Linked DNA regions of Homo sapiens: region 1 is linked to region 2. Evidence: read pairs that join two places in POLR2A ChIA-PET (ENCODE). Cell type or tissue: B cell. All regions are shown on one strand. Each heading gives the region's core, and the rest is flanking DNA. Links, peaks and the distances in the headings are about the cores only.

Region 1 (15,952 bases), core at 7,406-11,405, 75 kb before region 2:
AACCACCTCTGCTCAGACAACCCTCTGAGTGTCCCCTCTCTCCCCCATGCTGGGCTCCCTCTGCTGTCTAGCGGCAGCTGACAGATGGGTGATAACAGGTACACCCAAGTACCTGCTAGAGGTGGCTCCACTCCCCGGACAGTCAAGCTCAACTCATGGAGCTCCGACAGCGGGCGAGAGGTGAGGAAGCAAGGCCTCGCGGTGCCTGCTGGCCGCGTTACACAAACTGCCCAGCAAAGGGGAAGGTGGGCAACGTCTGGAGAGGCACGGATGGAGACCTTCAGACACACACGTCGAGGTTCAGCAGCGCTGGGGCAGGGGGGCGGGGGTGAGGGGACATGGGCCATAGGAATGCCGTGGTCTCCCGCCAGCTCTGCAAACACGGGGTACCCCCACCATCACTTCCCCTCCATATGCACCCTGAAACCTGCACCTGCCCAGAGGTAGCCGCCTGCAGGAGACAGGCAGGGCAGGCTGGAGTTTGCAGAAAGTCACAGGGATAACGATGACGCTGGTTCTGTTTGCCTGGCTCGGTTCTGCTCTGGACATGCAGGCCTCGAGGAGTCCTCACTGTGACCACACCCACTTTACAGGTGAGAAAAAAGTGAGGCTCAGAGAGGGAAAGTGACTGGCCCAAGATCTCCTAGCTGGGAAGAGATGGAGTGAGGATTCAATCCCCCTGCCGTTTACCCCATTCTGTCTCCAAAAGGCTGAGCTGTGGCAGGAGCCCCATTTGTTCTTTATGTGAAAATGATGAGGCTGGACTGTATGTAAGTGCTGATATGTAACTGCTTTGGCCTGTCAGAATGCCAGTGTTGTGCAGCCCAACCCAGGAGCAGCACTCTCTGCACAGCGGTTCAGTTCAGCTGTTTCAGTTCCGAGGCTGACTCCGACGGCGGGGTTGCCAGATTGAACAAATAAAAATACAGGACACCCAGGCCAGGCGCAGTGGCTCACACCTGCAATCCCAGCACTCTGGGAGGCCGAGGCGGGCGGATCACGAAGTTAAGAGATCAAGCCCATCCTGGCTGACACGGTGAAACCTCATCTCTACTAAAAATAGAAAAATTAGCTGGGCGTGGTGGCACGCACCTGTAATCCCAGCCACTCGGGATGCTGAGGCAGGAGAATCACTTGAACCCGGGAGGCAGAGGTTACAATGAGCTGAGATGGCGCCACTGCACTCCAGCCTGGGTGACAGCGGGAGACTCCATCTCCAAAAAAAAAAAAAAAACCAAAACCAAAACAAAACAAAACAAAAAAACAGGACACCCAGTTAAATGTGCATTTCTAATAAACAACCAGTGACATTTTAGTTGAAGTACGATATGTCCCATGCAAATACTTACAGCACAAACTCATTCATGGTGTATCTGAAACTCACATTTAATTGGGTGTCCTCTATTTTATCCGGCAACTCTATCTGGGGGTCTTCCTTTGAAGACAGACTTCGAAACCGGGTGCTTTTGGATCCAGAAACCCAACGACAGGTGGGAAGCAACACTGTTATCACTGAAATCAGGCCTAGTCCAGAGAGATGAAGGAGCCCAGGCTTGGGGGCTGAACCAGGCTCCCCCTATTCCTGCTTAAGTAACTGAGCACTGAAGACCACAGTAAGTCATGGGAGCCCGTGATTCCACACACAGACTTGAGGGTGGGATGAAATGAATCAGCCCATGATGGACAGCTGGGAGATGCTGGGGTGGGTGGGAGATGCCACGGACTCTGAAGGTTGCCACCATTAGAACACAGCTGAGACTTTCCAGTAAACTGTGCAGTCTCTCAAACATGCATTCCAGCCCCCTTCCCACTGGCCTTCTTCTATCATAGAATGCAGAAAATTAAAATACTCAATTTCCCAGCTTCCTTTGCAGCTGGTGGTGAGCATGGGACCCAGCTCTGGCCAATGAGATGAAGGCAGATGATCCCGAGGATAGTTTCCCTTCCTGAATTAAAAGGCAAAGATTCCAAGAAAAATATACTTGCCTGGAATGTGGACGTGATGGCTGGAGGTGGAGCAGGCATCTTATGACTATGAGGACAAAAGCCAGACACCAAGGTGGCAAGGAGGAAGCCAAGGATACCTGGATCTTTGGGAACTCTTGTATCAAGGCTGCCACAACCCCAGACCACCTCCCTCAACACATTCCACACACAGAAAGAAACTTTTCATTTGTTTAAACCATGCTTGGTGGAGTTTTCTGTTGTCTGTAGACTAATGCAAATTCTGGCAGATTCATCCATCTTGGGGCCTGAGGGAGGATCCCAGACCCTACAGACCACAGTTTGGACATGGGTGAAAATCCATTGTTTTGCATAAAGTGTTTGCCAGGCACTGATGGCTACAGTGACCCTGGGACAGATGATCCCAAGTGCTCCATTAGGACTCAGTGCCTGGTGCTTGGCTGTGGCAAAGCTTTCTCAGGCCTCCAGCATGCGACACGGTGTGTGGTGGTCACCAGATGTGCTTTTTGGGGGAGGATTTTCCTTTATTCTAAGATTATGTCCTTCATACTTTTTGGGCTTTAAAATGAAATTTATTTCATGAAATGATGGGATAGTTGATGATGAGAATTTTTTTTTTTCCTTTTTTGAGACAGGGTCTTGTTCTGTTGACCAGGCTACAGTGCACTGGTGTGATCACTGCTCACTGCAGCCTCGACTTCCTGGGCTCAAGCGATCCTCCCACTTCAGCCTCCTGAGTAGCTGGGACTATTGACGTGTGCCAGCATGCCCAAATAATTTTATTTTTTGTAGAAATGGGTCTCACTATGTTACCCTGGTGGATCTCAAACTCCTGGGCTCAAGTGATCCCCCTCATTCTGTCACCCAGGCTGGAGTGCAGTGGCCCAATCTCGGCTCACTGCAACCTCTGCCTCTAGGATTCAGGCGATTCTCCTGCCTCAGCCTCCCGAGTAGCTGGGATTACAGGCACCCGCTACCACACCCGGCTAATTTTTATATTTTTAGTAGAGACAGGGTTTCACCAGGTTGGCCAGGCTGGTCTCGAACTCCTGACCTCAAATGATCCGTTCGGATGGTGAGATTTTTAATGTGTGTGGTTTTCATTTTGTTTTTGTAATAAAAACTTGGCATGGTTGTTATCAGTCCCCCAATTTTCTCTGGGAGTTGCAAAGGTCCCTGGGAGTATGCCCAAGAATCCTTCAGGTCTCATGCACCCAGGCCCAGCTGGTAGCCCAGAAAATAGGGAGGAGAGGCAGCCCCTGCCAGGAGCCAGCATCAACGGCAGTGGGGGTGGATGGCCCAGGGGCAGGCGAGCATGGTTCCAGATGCCTGCACTTTGGGTCCCAAGGGCCTGGCACTGGGAGAATGTTCCCAGGCTCTCTGTGCCTCCTGCTGTCCCTGCCCCACCTGCTAAGGTGTCCCCAGAGGAGCTGGAACAGTGTGTTACAGCTCCCCAGGCGGTATGGCCCCTGAGCACGCTGTGTTCTGGAGGCCAGCGAGGGTGTGCCAGGCTCTGTCCAGTGGACCGTGGGTGCACACCTGCTCCAAGGCCCAGTGGCTTGGCAGGTCCCTGCCAGGAACAGCAACGCTCAGCTCAGCTGGACAGTCAGCCCAACAAGCTCAGAGATGGCCAGGGACAACAGGAACTCATAGGAAAGTCCAGGCCATCCCAGGGGCCTTGCAACAGGCCCCGAAGACCCAGCGATGGGGAGGAGGAAGCTGGAGAGAGGAATGGTAGAAGCAGTACTTGGGAAACTGCTCAACTGGGGAGATGAAAGGTGAACACTGTGCTACACTCACAGCATTTTAAACCTTGCAGCTCCCAGCAACTCTGCCCTAATGAGAAGCAGGAAGAGCCGCGGCAGGCCAGGAAGGGAGTTGCTTGGAGGCGAGGAGGATGGGAGGGCAGAGAGCTTAACGAAGTCTCTGTGCCCTGCCACCCTGGGAGCCATCCTGCCCCCACAGAGACCCCCACAGAGGGTTTCCAAGCAGGGGAGAGCAACCAGAGTCCCCAGGCTGCATTTTGGGCTCTGGTGATACAGACTGGAATGCAGCTGAGGGTTAGAGCCGTGAGCGGGAAATGCGGGGTACAACTGTGGGGTGCGCCCACTGCACCGTGCATCATGCCGAAAAGGTCCTGTAGCGGTTATAGCGGGACCCAGTACCCCTGCCTCACCCCATGCCCAGATATCAAGAACATACAGATATCAAGATCATACAGCTGGGGAACAGCAGAGGGGCTCCTGGATGCTCTTCTTCAGGGTGAGGCCGGCTTCATCCACTTCAGGGATGTCTAGGGCTGGATGTCATAGCCACCTCATTAAATGTGTCTGCTTTTTCCAGCCTCATCCTCATCCCTAGCCCCAGCTCCAGGCCCAGCCTGCTTTTAACAAGACAGTGAAGAGTGGCAGTTAAAGGTCTGGCTGGCATCAGACAGTGCTGAATTCAAACACCAGCTGAGCTGAAAACGGCCTGACTGGGTGACCTTGAGCAAGCAGCCTGCCCTCTCTGAGGCTCAGTTTATTTTCTGGAAGGGAGAAGACGGTGTCTACTTCCAATGACCGCCATGATGTTTCAGGTTCAGCCCGAAGGGTGAGCAGCCAATAAAGAGTGCCGAGAACGGCCTCTGGCCTGCCAGGTAGAGAAATGACCTGATTCCTTCCAGAAGTTTCCAGTGTTCCCAAGCTGATGAGGCTCCTGGGAGATGCCTCCAGATCTCTTAACGTTCAGGGAAGCATGGGCTCTGGTTGCATTAGGGAGGATTTATTTTATTTTTAAAGGAGTTGAGGCCACTTTGCAATCAGAGCCTTCGTGGCTGGAGCTGGGCGAGCTGAGGAAGGAGTATTAATCAAGGCGCTTTAAGGACATGCAAATCAGGAGAAAGCTCAAGTGATTAGGGTGTGATGGGGCCTGGAGTCCAGCCTATATCCCCATCTGAGAAGAGAGAGCCAGAGTGCCAGGCAAGGTGGCTCAGGCCCAGCTGGGGGCGGCAGCCAAGGGGCTGCCATGGGGCCAGGAACTGTGGGTTGGGAGCAATTGGAGGCAGAGGGAAGGGAGCCACTCCAAGGTGGCTGAAGGGTCCCTGATGCCTGCGCTGTCCACATGGTACTCTGGCTGGCTTCCCCGCCTCCCCCACAGCTGCAGAGGGGCTGCTCTGGCATGATCCCCTGCCTGGCTGGGACAGGCCCCTCTTCCTAAGGATACAGAATGGTTATTTGGGTGAGAGGGGCCCACCGGCGCTGCTGGGGGCGGGATGGCGAATGTGACGTCAGCGATCTGCGGTATCTTCAGGGTGACAGCCGTACCCCCCGCGTGGGACCCAGGGCTCCACATCTATAGACCTGACCCAAGGAAAGACTCAGGCCTGTGCACAAGGATGCCATCTCGGGGACTGCGTATTCATAAGAAGCTGAATCAAACAGTGTCCAACAAGGGGGGTTGTTCGAGCTGGTTATGGGACGTGTTTACCACGGACGTTCAGGTCCTCCTGAGAAATGACGACCTAGACATGGGAAGATGGTTGCAATGTATTGTTCCGCAAAGGAGAAAAAAAGCAGGTTGCAAAACCCTGGGAACTGTCTGCCCACCTTCAAAAAGTCGGTCATATATCTAGAAAAATCTGGAAGGGTAGCCACAAAAACATCATCAGTAGGTACTTTGGAGAGGTTATTGTTACTTTCCCCTTTTATGTTAATTTTTGTGCAATAAACATATATGTATTTGTAATCAATAAAGCCATCTTCTTTTCTCTTTTTAAGAAAGCTGCTATCTGGCTGTGCGCGGTGGCTCATGCCTGTAATCCCAGCACTTATGGGAGGCCGAGGCGGGCGGATCATGAGGTCAGAAGATCGAGAGCATCCTGGCTAACACGGTGAAACTCCATCTCTACTAAAAATACAAAAAAATTAGCCGGGCATAGTGGTGGGCCCCTGTGGTCCCAGCTGCTCGGGAGATTGAGGCAGGAGAATGGCGTGAATCTGGGAGGCGGAGCTTGCGGTGAGCCGAGATCGCGCCACTGCACTCCTACCTGGGTGACAGAGCGAGACTCCTTCTCAAAAAAAGAAAGAAAGCTGTTCTCTTGCTTGGCCTCATACCTCCCCCAATCTCCTTAATACTAAATAAAAGATCCCAGTGGACCCTGAGAGGGACACCCCCGCAGCCCTCTCAGGAGTCCCCTTGCTAGCACAAAGCAGGTCTCCACCACCCAAGAGGCAGGCAGACCAGGTATGGGGGTCATTGACAGACCCTCACCCTGCCCCATGCATTTTTTGGATGATACAGAAAAAAAAAAAAAAACAGGTACGCAGTGATCATTCCATACAAGATATTGGTATAGGTCCTATGTGGGTCCAGATTTCTTCTCCTAAGCCTCTGAGCCAGAGGCATTAGGGACTCAGTGTGTTCCGTGTAGAGGTGTAAAACGATACCTATAGCATAGATTAGGTAACACCTTAAGCAGGGCTGGGGCAGTCCCCATAATCAAACATGTTAATAGCTCTGCAGTGAAATGTACAAATGTTCACATCAAGGGGAATAAATAAAACTATAAATAGCTTCCTGTCAGCTGAGGTCAGGTTTTGCCTCCAGATGAATTTACCACCATCTTAACAAAAGGACTTCGGTTTTTCAGACTTTTTGTTAATTGCAGAATTCCAGTTAGGGGATGGGGACCAGACGAGGATCGGGGCTCTCAGGCGCGTTGGTTTGGCTGTCTCCCTGCAGGGTCTCCCCGGCAGCGGGGCTGGCTCTGTGGTAGAGCCACTTCCACAGTCACCCAGGGCCCCGTACATGGCTGACTGTTCTGTCGTCACCATCTTGAAATTCTCAATAATTGTAATTTTACCGCCCCGAATTTTCCTTTTACACAGGGCCCGGCAAATCGCGTAGCCAGTCCTGCCAGCATCCAGAGCAAAGCCCAGCACAAGGCAATTGCTGAATGGATGGATGGATGGATGAATGAATGAATGAATGAATGAATGAAAGAAAGAAATGTCATCCCATTCCCTCTCCACTCAGCCCCTTCCTGATTTTCCACTATCCATCAGTGGAGACTCAACAGGGTTCCTGAGTGGCCTGCTCACCTGGAGAGAATGTGATTCCCGCACAGGTCCCTGGGGCACTCAGACCCAAAAGCAGAATTCCAGAGGGGTCCCTGGGTTTCTAACTCACACTTCGAGTGATTTGGACACAGCTGGCATTGAAAAGCAGTTGTGGTTGTTTCAGAGGCCAGCTTGCTCTCCCTTCTTTTCTAGCTGTGTGACCTTAGGCAGGTTGCCAAACTTCTCTGAACTTCCCCAAATGGGCAAGGGGTCAACACTCACTCACCCTTAAACCCTAGCAGGCCATTTAGGAATGAGCCCCTTCCTGCCAGTCATAGAGGAGCGCCCTGCAAAGGTGGGCCCTGAATCTGTCCTGGTCCCTGTGCATGCCCAGCACCCAGCCTGGGGCCAGGAATGTGGAGGGCTCAGGAGCCACCTCCTGCATGGGTGGAAGGGGAAGGAGGGTGGTTCCCCCACCTCACAGGGCTTTGTGAGGACGGGGGAGGGTGGGCAGAGGGCTCTTCAGCATAGCTGGGCAAGCAGTAGGTCCCACATAAACGGAGCTGTCGTTGTTGGTGTCACACCATCTCCCTGGGGCTGTGGCCTCAGCTGCTGCACCTTCCCCAGGGGTGGGCGGCAGGTGAGCCCTGCCAGGGGCTAGAGGCCAATGGGGTGGAGGAGGAGGTGGCAGAAGGGGATGAAGGCAGGGGCCTGGTGGACGGAGTCCAGACACGTCCTGATACCAATTAAGGCAGCTCTGGCGCAGGGGGCCTTGGACGGCATTTATCAGCCCGCCGGGGAGGGGCCGGCAAGCTGTCCTCCGGCTGATGGATTAGACAGCGGACAATTAGGTTTCAGGCGGGCGCTCTCCCTCTCTCTCTCCTCTCTCTCTCTCTCTCTCTCTCTCACACACACACACCCCACACCACACACACCACACACACACACACACACACACACACACACACACACGCCCCTTTCTCCATCAGTCTGCAAGGCCCAGCGGCAGAGCCCAGCTGGGTCTCTGCTGAGCCCCCAGTGGTAGGAACAAAATAGACATAGAGCCCCTCACTGAGGGGGAGGGTCCTCAAAGAGAAGAAGGGAGCCCCAGGGACTTCCCCACCCAAAGCTATGCCTGTGGGGATCACAGCTCAGGACCCCACAGTCTCAACCCCAAGCATCACTTCCAACAGGACCAGGAGTGGGGGCGTTCCCGAGAAGCCAACATGCAGGAGACAACAGCGACGGTGATTTCCAAAGCTGAGGACATGGAGCTGAGCCAACCAGGGGTCCATTCCTCCCCTGAGAAATAGACTCTCCCCTTCGCAATCGGAGCCTGTGATCCACGGATCACAACGGGAGCAATGTGTGAGGCAAGGGCAGCGACGTTGAGGGGCTTCTCAAAGCTGCAGGAAAAGTCCTCAAGATTCTAGAATGTTCGGCATTGCAGATGCTCCGGGATGAGTCAAGAATACTAAGAGGGAAGGATGTCCCGAGCCCTGCTTTGGGAAATGCAGAATCAGATGAGGCCTTCAGGCAGCTGGTACCCATGGCTGTAGGTCGTGTCTCCGTTCTGCCCCAAAGGCAGGCTCAACCTCTCCGAGGGTTCTCAGATGCTGTGGCCACCGGTGGCTGCAGGGCCTTCCTGCTAAGACCATCCCAGGCGCCGGACACTGGGCAGGCTGAAAGCTGAGCTCCTCAACCTCCCCACACAGGCAAATGGCACCATTGTCACCCCAAGGTCCTGTCTAGAAAGCAAATTTCGACTTCATCTCTTCCTCTTCCTCACCTTTCACAGCCTTCACCATCGTCATCAACTCCTGTCCCTTGACCTCTAAGACAGCTTTCAAACCCGCTCTTCTCCAGATCCCCATGACCGCCACCCCCCCCAGCCTGACCCCAGCCACCATGTCTTGTTCAGATGCTCCCTCAGCTCCCAGCCTTTCCTCCTACTCCAGTTCCCCATGCAGCAGTAGAGGTGTCATCTAACCCCCCCGCCGCCCGCCAGTCTCACCACGCCCCTGCTTCAGAGCCCTCCGTGGCTCCCACTCCCACCCACCTGAGGAGAAAGTCCCAGCATCTGACTGCAGCTTCCAGCTCTGTCTCCCCACCTACGCTGGGGTCATTGGCTTCATCCATTCTTCACACTCAGCAATGATCTTGTTTGTTTATTTGGTTACTTAGTTGATGTTAGCTCCCCTCCATCTCCCACCAGAACATCATTTGAAAGGACAGATCTCTTTTTTTTTTTGAGACAGGGTCTCATTCTGTTGCCCAGGCTAGAGTGCAGTGGTGTGATCATGGCTCACCGCAACCTCTACCTCCTGGACTCAAGTGATCCTCCCACCTCAGCCTCCTTAGTAGCTGGGATTACAGGTATGTGACACCATGCCTGGCTCATTTTTAAAAAATTTTGCAGGGAGGCCAAGGTGGGCAGATCACCTGAGGTCAGGAGTTTTAGACCAGCCCGACCAATATGGCAAAACTCCGTCTCTACTAAAAATACAAAAAAATTAGCCAGGTTTGGTTGTGCACACTCTTAATTCCATCTACTTGGACGGCTGAGGCAGGAGAATCACATGAACCCAGGAGACAGAGGTTGCAGTGAACCGAGATCATGCCACTGCACTCCAGCCTCAGCGACAGAGCGAGACTCTGCCTCAAAAAAATTTTTTCTTTTTTTTGAGATGAGGTCTCACCATGTCGCCCAGGCTGGTCTTGAACTCCTGGGCTCAAGTGATCCTCCCACCTCCGCCTCCCAAAGTGCTGGGATTATAGGCATGAGCCGCCGAGCCTGGCCCTGGCAGATCTCTTTTGCTCACCCTTGTCAGCGTCTATCACCTTGCTGGAACTCTCTGCACCTGTGGAGTGAGCAAGGACATGGGTCCCACCCTTCAGGCTTGTCCCTCGATGCAGTTCTCTCAGGGTCCCCACGAGGACCACATCCCACGGCCGGCTCTTTCCTGAAGACCACACTCGTCTCACCCTCCGTCCCAAAGTCCGTGACGTACCCAGGCTCATCACACTACCCTTCAGCCACCAGCTCCTGTTCCCACCTCCAACCTCAGCAGAGAGGCCACTCTGTCCCGCATGCACCAGCTGGACCCATCCACCCTGCACAGCCGCTCAGGCAGGGTGGCCAGCTCACTCACTGGGCTCTCCCACCCAACAGAGGCTTCTTGGGGCTACCTCCTTCACTCTGCCTGGCACACAGTAGGTGCTCAATAAATATCTGTCTAACAAAGCTACTGGGCCCAGAACCCTGGCTCTAACCCCAGCACAGGTTCTGCCTTCCTCTGGCCTGGGCTCCCAGCTGCCTGGGTTCCCAGGGGCCAGGGGCCAGTGTGGATATGATCAGGTACCAAGCTGAGTGAAACAGACAGAAGGTGCTCTGGGGACACCTGTAACTGGGGACTTTGCATGGAAAGGGGGCAAAGTCTTCTGGGATGAGCTGGGCTTTGATGGGCAAGAGGACAGGCTAGGGAGAAAAAGCAGAAAATCTATTTTATTTTATTTTTTTTAGAGATAGGGTCTCTGTATGTTGCCCAAGCTGGTCTCCAACTCCAGGCCTCAAGGGATCCTCCTGCCTCAGCCTTCTGAGTAGCCTGGATTACAGGTGTGGGTCACCATATCTGGCTCTAAAGAGCAGAGACTCTTATGTTCATTAATGAACAGTTGCATGCCGGCCACTGCGTCTGGCACTTTATACAGGTTCACGTGTTCAATTCCTGTGACAGTCTTTTGAATAAAGTTTTACCTCCACTTTCCAGAAGAAGGGCGGCTACAGAGACATGAAGCCACTTATCCCGGATCCCACAGCTGCCTGCAGCAGATCCCAGGCATGGCCGGTCCCAGGGTCCTTGTCCTTTCGCTATCTACCATGCCACCATCTATGTGCCAGCTCCTACGCAGGCAGCATCCACCTCACTGGTGTCTGGGCAGAGGGAACCCCTGTGAGCAAAGGCCCAGGGGCTGGATGGAGCCTGCTGAGTGGGAGGCAGAACACACCTAAGAAGGCTGAGAATTAAATCCCCAAAAGTCAGCAGCAAAAGCCTGCGGGGAAGTGGGCTGGTCCCTTGCCCTCTCTGTGCCTCAGTTTCCTCATCTGTAAAATGAGGACATAATAGTACTTACTTCATAAAGAGGATAAATATCTTAAAGCACTTAGAATGGTGCCTGGCACAGATAAAGCATTGTAGAAACAGTTTCAAATAAATAAACGTGGTAGGAACATGGTGGGCCTGAGTCCAGGCAGAGGGCCGAGGAGCTCTCCTGCTGTCGCTGGACCAGGAGGCTTGGCAGGCCGTTGGCCAGCTGGAGGTGGGCAGCCATGCTTTCTTCCCCCGGTCAGTGGCTGAGGCAGGTCTTTGGAGAATTCTGGACAGGCTCCATGAGGCCCCCAGGCCTGAGGACCACAGGCAGCCCACTCTCCCCTGGTTACCGGAGGCTGGAGCTGCAGAGAGGTCCCTGGGCCTCACTCCCTTTAGGGTCCAGGGTGGGAGAGGAGTAAGCGCCCTTCTTCTCTTCACTTGAATGAGCCCTGTGTGCACCCAGGCTCCTGGGTCAGACCCTTAGGAAATGAGTGGGGGTGAGGAAGGTCCCCTGAGGGCTATAGGTTGTTGGCGTCGGGGGGTAATTTCCCCATCAGGACCCGCCCCAATAAAGGTCCGTAAAATCATAAAGACACTCCAAGGTTGGGGGTGGCGGGAGATCTTGACTAGAGTCACAAGGCTGTGTGTTTTTGTTGTGTTTTGTTTTGAGCCTGGGTTTCACTCTGTCACCCAGGCTGGAGTGCAGTGGTGCAATCTCGGCTCACTGCAACCTCTGCCTCCCGGGCTCAAGCGATCCTCCCATCTCAGCCTCCCGAGCAGCCCCTGTTGCTTTTCTTAGACCTGGCAGAATCACCAAGGTCCCCTAAGCACGTGTGCTGTGATGAGTGATGCCATTTTACCAATGGGGAAACTGAGGCCCAGAGAGATGCTGTGTTTTGCTGGAGCCTCACAGATAACCCTACTCATCCTTCAGGTCGGCCTTAAACATAGTGGTCTCAGGGGAGGCTGCCCTGAGTCTCGGGTGGAGCCCAGGGCCCTGTTCCACTCTCGCACACATCCTGTACTTCTCCTTCAGGGTCTGAGGGCAATGACAATGAACCAGCTCAATGTTTCACTGTCTTCACTGTCTGCCTCTCTGCCTGGACTGTGAGTCTTCCAAGGGCTGGCAGTGTGTCTGTGCACTCATAATCGAACCCCAGAGCCCAGGCAGGCCTGGCCCGTGGTGGGTAGGTGCCCATTGTTTGTTTGTTGAATGAGTGAGTGAGTGAATGAACGAATGATGGAGTCAGAATGAAAACATACAGCCTGCCAGGCACAGTGGCTCACTCCTGTAATCCAGGCACTTTAGGAGGCTGAGGTGGGCAGATCGCTTGAGCCCAGGAGTTCGAGACCAGCCTGGGTAACGTAGTAAGACCCCATCTCTACAAAAAATACTAAAAAATTAGCCGGGCATGGTGGCTCACGCCTGTAGTCTCAGCTACTCAGGAGGCTGAGGCAGGAGAATCACTTGAACCTGGGAGGCAGAGGTTGCAGTGAGCCGAGATCACACCACTGCACCCTAGCCTGGGCAACAGAGCAAGACTCCATCTCAAGAAAAAAGAAAAAAAAAGAAAAGAAAAGGAAAAAGAGAAGAGAAAAGAAAAGAATAAAGAAAAGAGGCCTTTAGGAAATCCTGCACAGGTACTGATTTGCTCTGTTAATTCCTCCAATGGGAAAGGCGTGTTGCTAGAGGGAGGAGGCACAGTCATGACACAGGGATCAGGGATTTGACCCCAACAGGCCAAGGTCAAAGGCAGAGATCAGGAAGTCAGATCCCACGGAGGCCTGTGGCCGTGTCCCCCGGCCCTCTGCAGGTCCCCTGACTCAGAGCCCTCTTCTCCCACTGCCCCCTGATGTTTCTCCAGTCCCTTCCCCTCTGTCTCATCACTCTGTCCACCTCATCTGTGGTGCCTGAAAATCCCCTCTTGAGCTGTGGGTGTCATTCTTGTCTGATCACCGCCTCCCCCACCACACACACCGCCAGCCCCAAATACAGAGCCTCCACAAAGCCCCTTATTAAGAAATTGGTCAATTTCCTGCTAATTAAAATAAATACTATGCCACATTAAAGGCCAATTAATTTTCAGAGCTGCTAGGAAAACATCGCCTGGAAAATGTACACCCCCCGCCCCACCCCCTCCTCGGCAAAGGGCAGCCACGTGGCACCCAGCAGCAGCCGGGAGGGCCCGGTGGGTCCCGAGCTTCTAGCAAGGTCGGGAGGAAGGGATGACCAGCTGTGGACAGGGCTGCAGGCGGGCGGAGCTTCCTGTTCCTGCGGGGACTCCACTCACTCAGCCCAGGAGCTCTGAGAACCCATCCCTCCCCAGGAAACCCAGGCCCTGAGAACAGGTCTGCCTAGCTTACCTCACAACCACAGGCAAGCACTTTCTCCGGAACTGGGTCCTTAGTTGGTGAGGAAGATGGACTTCTGTAAGGCCTGCGCTCACCAGGCTCTGCACCCCGAAGTTATCTCACTGAGGGGCACAGCAGCCTGCAAAGGGAGGTGCCATTGCTCCCATTTTGCAGTTGGGCAAGATGAGGCCCAGAGACACCAAGCCCCTCTCTTGAATCACAGCTTCTGGGGGCAGAGCAGGATGTACGCCTGGTCCTGCCTGACTATACCCAGAGAAACCTGCAGCAGGCCCTTCTCCATCACACATTGTCCTCCCACAGCAGCACAAAGGTCGGGGGAACTGCTATGTCTGCATAAAAGCAAACGTCATCAGTTGGATTTGTTCAAGGTGAGGCTTACCTGCTTCCTAACCATATCAAAAGCTCCTGTTGATTGAGAGTCAGGGATGTGCCAGGAGTCCTGCCAGGACCTGACCAGTTGTCATCTCACCGAATCCTCACCAGCACCATGCGGCTCAGCGAGGTTAGGTAACATACCCAAGGTCACACCACCTGGCCACAAATTAGTCATAGCAATCGCCTGTCTTCAAGGTCCAAGTTTTGCTATTTCTTCAAGGTCAAAGCCAAGGTCTTCTCCTGTTCTGGAAGGACATCAAGCCATAGACAGAATGCTGGGTTCCTGGTGTGACCTCTGACAAGTCTCTTTGCCTTCCTGGGCCTCAGTTTTGTCATCTGCCAAATGGGAGGGCTGGACTCACTACTCCCTCGGACTCTGTTTAACTCGAGCATCCTGCAGGGGACCTCAGCCTGGGGCAGGTGGGGTCAGAGGGCAGATGGCCAGGAGCAGAGCCAGATGGGAGCAACAGCCTTCCCTCTGCCAGGACGGGGAGACCTGGCTGCCTCACAGTGAGAGGTCTGGTAGCCAGGGAGAGCAGTGGGGACAAGGGCCTGGCCAGGGCTGGTCATGGAGCACACTACCCCCACCACAGCTGCCCCTGTGCTGAAGACAGCTCCCAGGGTGGTGAGAGTGGCATCCTGACCCCAGCAGCGCCTGTAGGACTGGGCACCTGCTGTCCACCCACCCCCTGCCCCTTGCTCTCCCTTCCTCGCCCAATCCCAGGAGCTCAATGCCTGCTCAGGGCAGGAATAAGAGGCAGGGGAGGGGCGAGGAGAGGAAGGGGTCACTGGGGCCTTGCTGATCCTTCGTGGGGCCTCCATGTCCCCATCCCTCACGCAAAGCGCCAACTCCGAGGCCGAGCATTTCATCGAAGCGAAGCGTCTCCCGCCGGCATCCTCGGAGAGGTGCTGCGGCGTTCCGTTTCTCCTTGAGGCTAAGGAAGGAGAACACAGAGCCGGAGTGGAGAGCGATCTGCCGTCCCTGAGCTGAGCACGCCCACCGTGTTGGGGATTGATTGCTTCCATCCTTCAGCCCACTCTACGGAGCACCCACCGTGTGACAGGCGCGGCGCTGGGCACCGAGGACAAGAAAATGAATAGGCCATGACATGCGCGCCTGAGAAGTCGCAGAATCAGACGGGAGACAGACCCGATGCCACACACCAAGCTCTGGGTGCACGCAGGGCACTGAGTCACCCTTGTGGGTGAGGGGGTTCCCAGGGCACTCGAAAACTGACAACCGACAGAGTCTGGAAGTAGCCTGGAGGGGAAAGGGCATTCCTGGCGGGGGCACAGCAGGAGCAAAGGCCCAGTGACACAGAAAGACCAGGGAGTGTTGAGGGAACAGAGAGCAGCTTGGTGTTGGGGCGGCATCGGCGGGTGGCGCTGGAGCCGATGAGAAAGGAGAGGCCGACTGCGGTTCAGGTGGCCAGGACCTTCTGTGCCATGCTCCGCCAGTTACAGCCAGCAGTGGTGGTAAGCACAGCCACCTGGCATTGAACAGTGACGGTGTGGCCAGCACTGTGCTAAGCTCATCTCAGTCATTCTCTCACCACATCCTCCAATGAGCCGGTGAGGCCCAGAGAGGTTAGGTGAGTTGCCGGTGGTCACACAGCCGATAGTGGCCAGGCTGGAACTTGGACTCAGGCTCCCAACTCTCAACCACCAGCATGTACTGCCTCTGAAGAGTTTGGGATTCCCCTTCAGGGCAACTGGGAGCCACGAGGGATTTTTAAGGAGGGTGGGTAGCACAGTCTCAGTGCCCTAAATCCCCAAGTCACGCTCGTGGAGAACCCACTGCGTCCACCTGGGAGACGTGGCCAGTCTGTTTTCAGGGTCTGAGGGTTACTTTGGCCTCCCCGGGAGCTGCCCTGGTCTGCCATGCTCCTCCCTGAGGACTGGGGCTTGGCCTGCGTCTTCTACCCCAGCCCGTGCTGCTCCTGGGTTCAAGCCTTGCGGCCAGGGGTCACTGCTGCCATGGCCTCTTCAGAACCCAGGTGCCCACCTGTCAGGGTCTCAGCCCCTCCAACACTCTCTGGGGCCCCCACATTGCCCACCCTCTTCCCTCCCTTCCTTGCTTGGGGATAGCACCTGGGATGTGGGGTGCAC
Region 2 (10,704 bases), core at 6,705-10,704:
TGGGCGTGGCAGCGTGCACCTGTAATCCCAGCTACTTGGAAGGCTGAGGCAGGAGAATTGCTTGAACCCAGGAGGTGGAGGTTGCAGTGAGCTGAGATCACGCTACTGCACTCCAGCCTGGGCGACAGAGCGGGACTCTGTCTCAAAAAATAAAAAAATAAAAAATAAAAATCTAGGTGCTAGAAGCTCAAATGCTCAACGTGGTGATAGATGGGTGATGAATTATAGATCATTTAAAATTTTCTCTTTGGTTTATCTTAATTTCAAAATTATCCACAATTAACATGTATTACTTTTGTAAATGAAGAAAATGGTTTTTTTTTGTTTTTGTTTTTTTAAAGAACAAATGTTCTCTTCCTTTCCCTACAACACAATCAGGGTAATATTCAGCTTGAAAAGGCAGGGGAATTCTGAGAGATGAGCAGGGTGGATTCTGGCTTTGCTCCAGAGCCTGTGTGGAGGGCTGTGGGCTAGACGGGGCGGCCATGGGGCTGGGGCGGCCTCCTGCAGCCCTTGTGTGCCTGACGCCAAGCTAAGCCCTCTGGACCCGGCATGGTCCCACTCAGACCCCCACACCCCACAGATCCCTAACAGTCGGGGAGCATCACCAGAAGGACTGGGATTAGTGCCACTTTGCGGCTGAAGGAACTAGAAGCTCTGGGAGGTGAGTGGCCTGCCCAGGCGGCCCAGCCTCCAGTGGGGGAGGGGTGGGTGGTGGAGGAGCAGGGGTGGAGGTGAGGGGCCTACTGGCGGGGGTGTCTGTACCAGCCACAAGGAAACCCCTTTCTCTTTGAGGGACTTTTGTTTGGCCACCAGTCAAAGTGGCCTCTCCAGAAAATCCAGAAAGACAGGTGATGAAGAGCTTTGAAAATTAGCTGGAGTGGCTGGGCACAGTGGCTCACGCCTGTAATCCTAGCACTTTGGGAGGCCATGGCGGGTGGATCACGAGGTCAGGAGTTTGAGACCAGCCTGGCCAACATGGTGAAACCCCATGTCTACTAAAAATACAAAGAATTAGCTGGGTGTGGTGGCGGACGCCTGTAATCCCAGCTACTCGGGAGGCTGAGGCAGGAGAATCGCTTGAACCCAAGAGGTGGAGGTTGCAGTGAGCCAAGATCATGCCATTGCACTCCAGCCTCAGTGACAGAGCAAGTCCCCGTCTTGAAAAAAAAAAAGAAAAAAAAAAAAAGAAAATTAGTTGGAGTGTTTATGTCCTGGGGAAGACAATGGGGAGCCATGGAGTGTTCTGTGACAGTGAAATGATTCCAGCTGTGGAATTGCTGCTTGGAGCTGTGAGCTCCCAGACACAGGTCAGGAGGTGATTACAACGGGCCAGACTGGGCTGGATAATACAAAGTGACAACGATAGCTAACATTTATTGAACTCCTGCGATGCCCAAAGATGCGACAAAGGTTTTTCACTCGGTCCTCACCCCAGCCTCAGGACGCTGCTGCTGTTGTTCTCCCCATTTTGCAGATGTGAGAACTGAGGCTCAGCTGGGACGTGGATGCAGGTCTGTGTGATGTCAGGGCGGGTGTTCTTACCACGATGCTACGCTGCAGAGAAAGGCGGGTGGGGAGGTGAAGGCACCTGGGGAGGCATGGCCGAGGCACAGGTGCGGGATGAGGGGACTGGGCCATCCTTCCACACTGGAGACCCACCTCCCAACCAGGCCTTGGGCCAAGCTAGAGGATTAGAGACAAACTAGACACGGACCCCTCCTGGACAGTCTCATGGGGGTGACAGACACGTATCAAGAGCCTGGTGACAGAGCCTTGGGACTTATGGGAGAATTTGGGAGGGGTCGGGAGCTCTCTGGAGGAGGGGAAGCCCAGGCTGAGTCCTAAAGAATGAACAGCTGATCTGATGACAACGGGGAGCATTTCAGGCAGCAGGGACAGCATGTGCAAGGGCCCAGAGGCCTGGAAAGTCACTTCCTCTGGCTGGAGCAGAGGTGGGGGTGGAGAGGTGTGAGCCTGCAGGAGTGGGCAGGAACCGTGCCCCTGCAGCCTTCAGAGTCGAGGGATAGAGCTGACTCTGTAAGGGGGACTTACGCCCCTGCAGGGCCGTGAGCTGGGGGAGACACTTCATCACACCCACAGCCCCTGTGTGGGGTACGGCCGTCAAGAGCCATGCTGCAGCCCGGGCCTGGGAAGAGTCTGGAGCAGCACTCCAGGCAGGGGAGGGAAGAGCAGCGGGGGGGTCCTGCACTGGGAGAAGTGGGCAGATGTACCCTTTCTTGTGGAAGACGAGTGGCTGCAGGGTGTGGGAGGGGAAAGAGGTAGAGGAAGCAGGATGGCTGTGGCCACCTATGGGCGACAATTCCCAGGATGGAAGGTGGAACTCAGGGGCGCCCTGGCTCTGTGGGGATGTTTGTGGGCAGTGCTGGGGGGCTGGTTTAGAAAACCAGCCCAAGGGCCGGGCTCAGTGGCTCACATCTGTAATCTCAGCACTTTGGGAGCCTGAGGCAGGTGGATCACTTGAGGTCAGAAGTTCAAGACCAGCCTGACCAACAAGGTGAAACCCTGTCTCTATTAAAAGTACAAAAATTAGCTGGGTGTGGTGGTGCGTGCCTGTTATCCCAGCTACTCGGGAGGTTGAGGCAGGAGAATCGCTTGAACCCAGGAGGCGGAGGGTGCAGTGAGCTGAGAACCTGCCACTGCACTCCAGCCTGGGCAACAAAGCGAGACTCTGTCTCAAAAAAAAAGAAAAGAAAACCAGCCCAAGGACCCCTACTCTGCAGGTGCCCTGGATTGACCACGCCCAGCCTCAGCCCTCTCACCTGGAAGCTTGGTGCTCCCACCTGGGCCCTGCCACTGTGTCTGCAACCCCGTCCCCCCACCCCAGGGCTCTGGCTGGAATCCCAGATGGGTGGAGGCTGCTGGAGCTGCACCACAAGGCAGCGGTGGAGACAGCACATCCCGGAATCCTCCTTCCAGCCCTGAGAGGCAGAAACATCACAGGGGCCATTTTCAGAGGGGGAAACAGGCCTGGTGTCACATGCCCAAGGACACACAGCTGGTGTGGGATCCATCTGAAAGCCTCAGAGACTGTTCCCAGGGCTGCGTCACTGGTCCAGGCTGGGGAGGAGGGTGGTGGCAGGGTCCTTCCTGATTATTGCTCTCAGGTAACCAGCTCTCCCCTGCCTGCCTCTGTTCGGAGACGTCAAGCCTGGGGACATGGCCTCCTGGGGGATGGTGCCAGTGGGGAGACGGAGGGGGAAGGGCCCCACAGGGGGTGGGGGCACAAACCAAACTGTGGCATTCACAGGCAGTGCTGCCCTGCTCGCTGGGGAAGGGCCACACGCAGACAGCCTGCCCTGCACAGTGGCACATGGGCATACACTGTGCCCGGACTCAGCCACACGCAGCAGACATGGCCAACAACCGCAGCACTGCACACTGGGTCCCGCTCAGCCAGGAGCCAGGACCAGGGTGCGCACAGACCTTTGTGGCTGAGACCTTTAGGCTGAGTGGGCTTGGGTCTCTGTCTCCTAATTCCACTCCCATTACCCGGTTTGCTCCTCATTGAATGTTATGCAGTAGGTGCTATTGGCATCCCATTTTACAGATGAGGATGCTGAGACCCAGAGAGGATGACATGAGCAGTGCTTGGAATGTGCTGGGCACAGGGCCTGCCTACCCAGTAGATGTCCGGGAAAGACCAGCTACTCTCTTGCAAAGTGTTCTCACGCTCAACTGGTGAGAGGTGTCTTCACCATCCCCATGGGAGTGAGTGGGAAACCAAGACTCTCCTGGGGCGGGCACTGGGGCGTGGTCACACAGTCAGGCAGCAAGGCCCCTGCTCCTGCCCCCATCCACCTCCCACTCTGCCCAGACAGAAGGGAGTGCCAGGAGGCTGGAGGGCGGAAGCCCTTTTCTCAGGGCCAGCAGGGAAGAAGAGAGAGGGCTACGCGGTCAGAAGCTCTGGTCACCTGAAGTGGTGCCACCTGACCCTGCCTGCTTGGGAAGGTGGCCCTGGCTGGCAGATCTGGCCAGTTCCCCTACACACCCTGATGCCTGGGAAGGTGGGAGCCGCCGGAGATGAACTCCACTTCATACCTTATCTTTTTTCTTTCGTTTTCTTTTCTTTTCTTTTTTTGAGATGGAGTCTTGCTCTGTCGCCCAGGCTGGAGTGCAGTGGCATGATCTCGGCTCACTGCAACCTCTACCTCCCGGATTCAAGCAATTCTCCTGCCTCACCCTCCCAAGTAGCTGGGACTACAGGAGCACGTGACCATGCCCAGCTAATTTTTTGTATTTTAGTAGAGACGGGATTTCACTGTGTTGCCCAGGCTGGTCTTGAACTTCTAAGCTCAGGCAGTCTGCCCGCCTCGGCCTCCCAAAGTGCTGGGGTTACAGGCGTGAGCCACCATGCCCGGCCCCACTTCAAACCTTATCATACCCACTCATGGTCCTCTGGAAGCTGGACCTGGAGGTTCTAGAACAATGTCACCCAAAGTGGAGTGTGCAGAGGAGCCTCAGCACCCCAGCCTCCCAGGTCCAGCAGCCCCCACTGCAGATAGGACCTCCTAGCAGCCAAACCAAAATCAGTTCATAAAATCCGTTTGGGAAATTGTGCAAACTCCTTTCCTAGGCTGGAGACCAACTGTCCACATCTGCAAACGCTCTGAGAAGCCCTGCAGGAAAGAACACTTTTGTTTAATCCTGCCTTTCCCGCAATGTATTTAATCATGAACCTCCATTTTTGCCATGAAATATGTATTAGCATCTGTGGTGGATTAAACGTGGCTACAAATTCCTCGATACCCCCATCATTAAGAGGTAGGGTCTATGCCCCTTGCCTTCAATCTGAGTAGGCTACATGACCGCTTTGATCAGTGGAGGATTGTGGAAGTGACACGGGACAGAGGCCTCCTGCCTCTTGGAGCCCTGAGCTGTAATATAAGAAATCTGGGATACACTAGGAGAGAATATGAGCCCCACGATGAGGCTGTTTTGGGCACCCAGCCCAGTGGAGCCTTTAGATGACTCCAGCTCCTGCTATTCTCTGACTGCACCTGCAGGAGAGAGTCCAAGCATGAACCGCCTTGCTGAGCCCAGTCAACCCCAGAATCATAAGAGAGTCCAATACATGATTATTTTGAGCCACTGTGTTTGGGGTGGCTTGTCACATGGCAGCAGATAACTGCTGTTTGGGGTGCGCCTGGAGCATCCTTCTGCCTCCCTTTCCACTTGGGAAGGGAAGATCATAGAAAGTCTCCACTTTGAAGCCCTTTTCTAACAACCGTCAAGACAGCTACCATTTGGGATCTGCCTGGGTTCACACTTACCAGCTGTATGCATTCAGACAGTGCCAGGCACAGTGCCATGCACCTATGGTCCCAGCTACTTGGGAGGCTGAGGCGGAAGGATGGCTTCAGCCCAGAGGTTTGAGGCTTCAGTGGGCTATGACCACACCATGGCACTCCAACCTGGGCAACAGAGCGAGAAAGAATTCAGACAGGCATTTAGTTCTTTGGGTTTCAGTTTCCTAATCTGTAAAATGGGAAGAATAATGGTAACTACTGCATGAGGTTGTTGTGCAGATTCAATAACAGGATAAAGCATACAGCAGGTGCGGAGTAGATGGCAGCCAATATTAGCTGCTCTATGCCTCCAGCAGCACATGGCCTGGTGCAGGCAGTGGGTCGTTTGCACTTCAGCTCCCCCAGGACCCAGTGCGCATCCCCCCGAGAGTGGGGGGGTCTCCTGTAGCTTCCCGCTCGCTGCACCTAAGCACAGCATTTGTGACATTGCTGGTGCTCAAGAGAAGTTCGGTGGAAAATAAAACATTCAGAGAATTCTGAACTGTTCCACTTGGAAGCCTTCTCAGAAATTAAAGAACTGAGCCACTGTATTTATGTATTTATTTTGAGACGGAGTTTCACTCTTGTTGCCCAGACTGGAGTGCAATGGCACGATCTCGTCTCACCACAACCCCTGCCTCCCATGTTCAAGCGATTCTCCTGAGTAGCTGGGATTACAGGTGCCCACCACATGCCCGGCTAATTTTTGTATTTTTAGTAAAGACGGGTTTTCTCCATGTTGGTCAGGCTGGTCTCGAACTCCCGACCTCAGGTGGTCTACCCGCCTTGGCCTCCCAAAGTGCTGAGATTACAGGCATGAGCCACTTACCTGGCCAGCCTCTTTATTTTTACTGAGGCCCAGAGAGGTAAAGGGCCTTACCTAAGGTCACACAGCTAGTTCTGGAGCAGAATCCCTGGCCTCAACTCCCTTCCTGGTGCCTGGTCTGACATGGGGCTCCCTGAGTCTCGGGGCCTGGTCCTCACTGACCCCTCTAGTCTTTTCTATGCCTTCCCTTCCCCTAGAGCTGCCTGAGATGCTCCACAGCCTGATCTCTGGGTCTGCTCTGAGACCCTCGTTACCAACAGTGCAGCTGGACCGAGGGGCCTCCCCTGCGTCTCTATTCTTTCCTTTCTCCCCAGTACATGCGGTCAGCCAGGGATGTGGACTGGACACCATAGTGTGCCACACAGAGACGCAAGCCACCCTGCCACCCAGAAGGCCTTGTGGAAGCCCCAGACCAGCAGCAGGGAAAAGCTGGCAGGATGTTGCCAAGTACCCACACTGCCAGTGCAGAAGTGGGGGACAGCCTGACCCATAGAGCCCCAGAGAGTTTGGCTCAAACCCCACCCTTCTTCTCACTAGCTGGGGGACCTTGGGTGTGTTACCTATACTCCCAGCCTCACCTTCCCCATCTGTAAAATGGGAGTAAGAACACGTCCACCAGGGGCAGGTAAGACACGGAGAGCCCGGGCACAGAGCCCAGCATGGGAATGGGCAGAGGCCGCTGGGCGGACCCGACGGGACAGGGCTGCCCTGGGCATCTGAACCAACTCCCCTCCTTCAAGACCCGACAACCCCTCCCCACCACAACTTCCACTCTTTCTTCCTGTCAGTTCCTAGGCTGGTTCGGGTTCTGAACACACTTGGGGGCCCTGGGGCTCTAAGGAGGTGGGGCATAGAACCTAGAACCTTTGGGGAGGGCCACAAAGTTCTGAAAACATCCTTCCCGCAGAGGGCAGGGCAGGCCTTGGGATTGGGGCCCACAGGCCACAGACATGAAATGCCAGTCTATGAAAAGCACGTTTGTAGGCCGGGCACATTGGCTCATGCCTGCAATCCCAGCACTCTGGGAGGCCAAGGCAGTAGGATGGCTTGAGGCCAGGAGTTTGAGACCAGCCTGGGCAACATAGTGAGACCCCTGTCTCTACAAAAAAATAAAAAAGGATGAATTTGTTGTTTGTAGCACAGGGAAATGTGTGTGTGTGTGTGTGTGTGTGTGTGTGTGTGTGTGTGTGTGTGTGATGTGCTTGCCCAGCATAGGAGGCTGGGGACAGTGAGGGAGTAGCCCTGCAGCTGTCCCCAGCCTTGGGAGAGCTCCGCAGGCCGGGCTTGTTCCCTGCATGGGAGGCAGCCAAAGGATCTGGATTTGAGAGCAGGACTGCAGCAGGATTAGAGCTGGGAGCTTCAAACAGAACCGGCCTGGCAGCAGGCCTGGAGCCCGGGCTTAAAGGGGCTGCTGAAATTATAAATAGCCACCTTCCCTGTGACTCCCCAGTCCCTCCTGGAGAGGGCCCTCCCACCAGCCCCTTCATCAGCCTCCACTCCAGCCCCCAGCCCGCTTGGGAGGGAGGGAGGGACAGGGCTGGGAGAGGTGCTGGTTAGAAGGCTGAGCAGACCTGCGTGTTGGTTACAAACAACTGGCTTTGAGTTGCAGGAAGCATCTAGAGACCCTTCCAGCTGCTGACCCTGCAGACGCTGCCTGAGGCCTCCTCCTTCACTAACAAACAACCGCCCCACCCCAGCTCATGTGTCAGGCCTAGGGATGGCTTAAGAGGAGGGGCCGGCACGGGTCTAGCCAAGCAACCCTGCATCCATCTGGCCTCTCCCGGACTCAGTTCCCCACCCCAGGAGGGGAGAGGGACCGGGAGGAGCGATCAAAAGGGCATTTCGGGTTCTCCCACCTGAAGCCAGGACCTGTGCAGGTCGGGCACTGAGCTAGGTGCTGCCAAGGATGGGGACAGCGCAGGCCCCGCTCACAAAAAAAAAACGGCCTGGGCCAGCAGATGCAGCCGAGCTTGTGAAATGGCTGGTGCCCCTCCCCGCTCCATCCCTTCTGTGCCCACCGGCCACTTCCCCTCTCAGCAGCTCCCGTTTCCCATCCGTGAGGTGGAGGGGTGGACAGGGACTACCAGGCCACCAGGAAGGACTGTCAGCCCCGCAGGCAGGTGCTGCCACAGCCCCACTGCGCAGAGGGGACCCCGAGGCTCGGCGCTGTGCAGGGGCTTCCGGGCTTGGGGGCCACACGGCCAGGAAGAGGCCGAGCAGGGATTAGAACTCAGCTCTTTCCACACCCTGAGCGCTCAACCCCAGCCGCTCTGGGGGCCTGTGATTGATGGATTGACCCGCCGATTGATTAACTGATTGGCTGATTACCTGCCCGCCCCTCCTCCGGGCCGGCCTCCCAGGGAGCCCCCTCCCGCCCCCACGGCCCGGTCCACGTGCTTCGGAAGCCTCACCCAGGCGCCCCCAACCCGCGGCCAGGGCGAGGGGGCGGGGCAGGGGCGGGGCTCAACCCAATTCCCGCCCCGCCCCGCCGACCGGCTGTTGCCAGGGAAACGACCCCTCCCCCCATCCCCCGGGAGCCTACGGGGGCTCTTGCCGCCCCCGGACCCTCTGGCGGGAGCTGGGGTCCTCGGGTGTGAGAGACGGGGGGCGCGGGGCAAGTGGGAGGACGCAGATGGAGAGATGGGGGAGACAGCCAGAGAGACAGAAACCCACGGCGGGGGAGACTCAAAAATCGCCCCCGTCCCGCCACAAAGAGAGACAGAGACAGAGACGCACTAGGGGGAGAGACACAGGCGGGAGAGAGGAAGGAGAGGACCTGGGGGAGACAGAGACCGCCCGAGGGGGAAGGGACTGCAGAAGGAAGGCGGGGAGGGGAAGAGGGGCCAGAGTGGGAGCCGGAGAGGAGGGACCTGCGCCCCGAGGGCCCCAGAGAGAAAAGACCAGGGCCAGCAAGGGGGAGCCGGGAGGGGCGAACTTGTAAAAATAAATATTTATAAATTGAGAGTTTCCCAATTCTTTTTGCATTTCCGTAGTAAATTATGTATCTCCTATCTGCTTAGGGAGCCACCAAGGCGGGGGCGGGGGGGTTCTTTTCTGTGCTCCCCTCATCTTCCTCCCCATCCTCCTCCCCTAGCCCTTTCCTCACCCCCTCCACCCCACGCCCTCCCTAGCCTCCTCTTCCCCTCTCATCTCCCTCCCTAATCCTCTCCTCCTGCCCCTTCTCCCCTCCTACCCTCTTCTCCCCTTACCCCAGCCCCCTCTTCCCTTCCTCTTCCGCCCTCTTCTGCCCCCTCTTCCCCCTTCCTTTTCCTCCCCCTTCTCCATCCTCCTAATTCATCCTCTCCCATCCCCCTCCCCCCCTTTCCTCCTCCTGCTTCCCCTCTCCTCCCCCTCCCCAGGTTGGAGCTGGGCACAAGGCAGACAGGAGGGGCCGCCCTCACCCGGAGGTGCCCCCCACCCAGAGGTGACCGGCTCCCCACTCCCAGTACCTTCCCTGCCTTAAATAAGAATAATCACACGAGTCAGCGACTCTAGGATTTAAAAAACGCTGTTGTCGCTGGCAGTTTGGCACCCCCAACCGGGACCACGGAAATCTTCCTCCAGAGGACAGGGGATGCTGGGGTTGCGGGGAAGGCGGGGCTGAAGAGGGGCAGGAGAGGACTGCAGTCCTAGGAAGCCCTGGCCTGGAGGCTGAGGCCACCTCGGCTTCCTAGGGGGCCTGGACTAGCCCCTCAGCTGGCTGAGTCTCGGTTTCCCCCTCTGTGGGATGGGGCCGGGATTGGTTCCCTGCTCTCTAGGGCCAAACTTGCTCTGTTTGGGCATCTTTGCCAGAGTTTGGGAGGTTTCCAGGCCCCTCTGACAGTCCCCACAGCGCCTCAGACACAAAGGAGGAGCTGAGGAAGAAATATACGTATATACATATATATATATACAAGGATGCCGCGGGGGTTCCTAAAACTGGGGCGAGGAGCGGGGGAAAGCGTGCCCCTTCCCTAGTCATAGCCTGTCAGGTCAAGGGGCCACACCCACTAGCAGTCTGTGGCCTGCCTTCAAGGAGCCTCAGTTTCCTTATCTGCAAACTGGGCCCGGTGAGGCCTCCCTCGCCTTGACCAAGGACCAGGATCCTGGCCCCTGCAAACTGCCACGCCCTGTACATAGGATCGCTTGAGCCCAGGAGGTCGAGGCTACAGAGTGAGCTGAGATTGTGCCACTGCACACCAGCCTGGGTGACAGAGGGAGGCCCTGTCTCAAAAAAAAAAAAAGAAAAAAGAATGGCAAGCACCACTGATCAGGTACTGACTGGCACCAGGGGCAGTGCATGGGGCCTGACAGCTCCTCCTATCCTCCCCACACCGGGCTCCGAACCAGGGCCCTACGGTTGCCCCATACAGCAGAGGCTCAGAAGGAGGGCTTGTCCCAGGTCAAGTGGCCAGACACACTGAGCAGGGCTCTGGCCAGCTCTGCCCTGTGCCACACGGAGGGGCGTCTTCATGTCTTATGGGAAGGGGGAAAGGTGGGCCGCCTGGCTTAGCAACCTCAGGCCCTGCAGGACCCTCAGAAGCACCCGAGACGAGACGCGTCTTTCTTCTAAGCCAGAGCAGTGAGGAA

Evidence for each region. ChIA-PET counts read pairs that join two places held together with the same protein. Peaks named below come from ENCODE experiments on the same cell type or tissue, not always from the same donor. Only the 100,000 strongest peaks of a DNase experiment are listed, where the experiment ranks them.
Region 1: POLR2A ChIA-PET joins it to region 2 with 5 read pairs; 4 of 35 experiments call an interaction of 5 or more read pairs at or near these places.

Annotation. Positions count from the first base shown.
Region 1 is chr9:129,420,391-129,436,342 of GRCh38, reverse strand. No RefSeq gene overlaps it. Among named protein-coding and RNA genes, the nearest start is that of LINC00963, 60 kb to the left of the region's middle. RefSeq lists enhancers at 1-98, 13,328-13,858. In B cell, for the core only: no CTCF peak of the experiment used is centred there; no DNase peak of the experiment used is centred there.
Region 2 is chr9:129,350,189-129,360,892 of GRCh38, reverse strand. No RefSeq gene overlaps it. Among named protein-coding and RNA genes, the nearest start is that of LINC01503, 19 kb to the right of the region's middle. RefSeq lists enhancers at 2,127-2,662, 6,992-7,791, 7,792-8,593. In B cell, for the core only: no CTCF peak of the experiment used is centred there; a DNase peak (open chromatin) is centred at 8,922; H3K4me3 peaks cover 574 bases; H3K27me3 peaks cover 2,749 bases.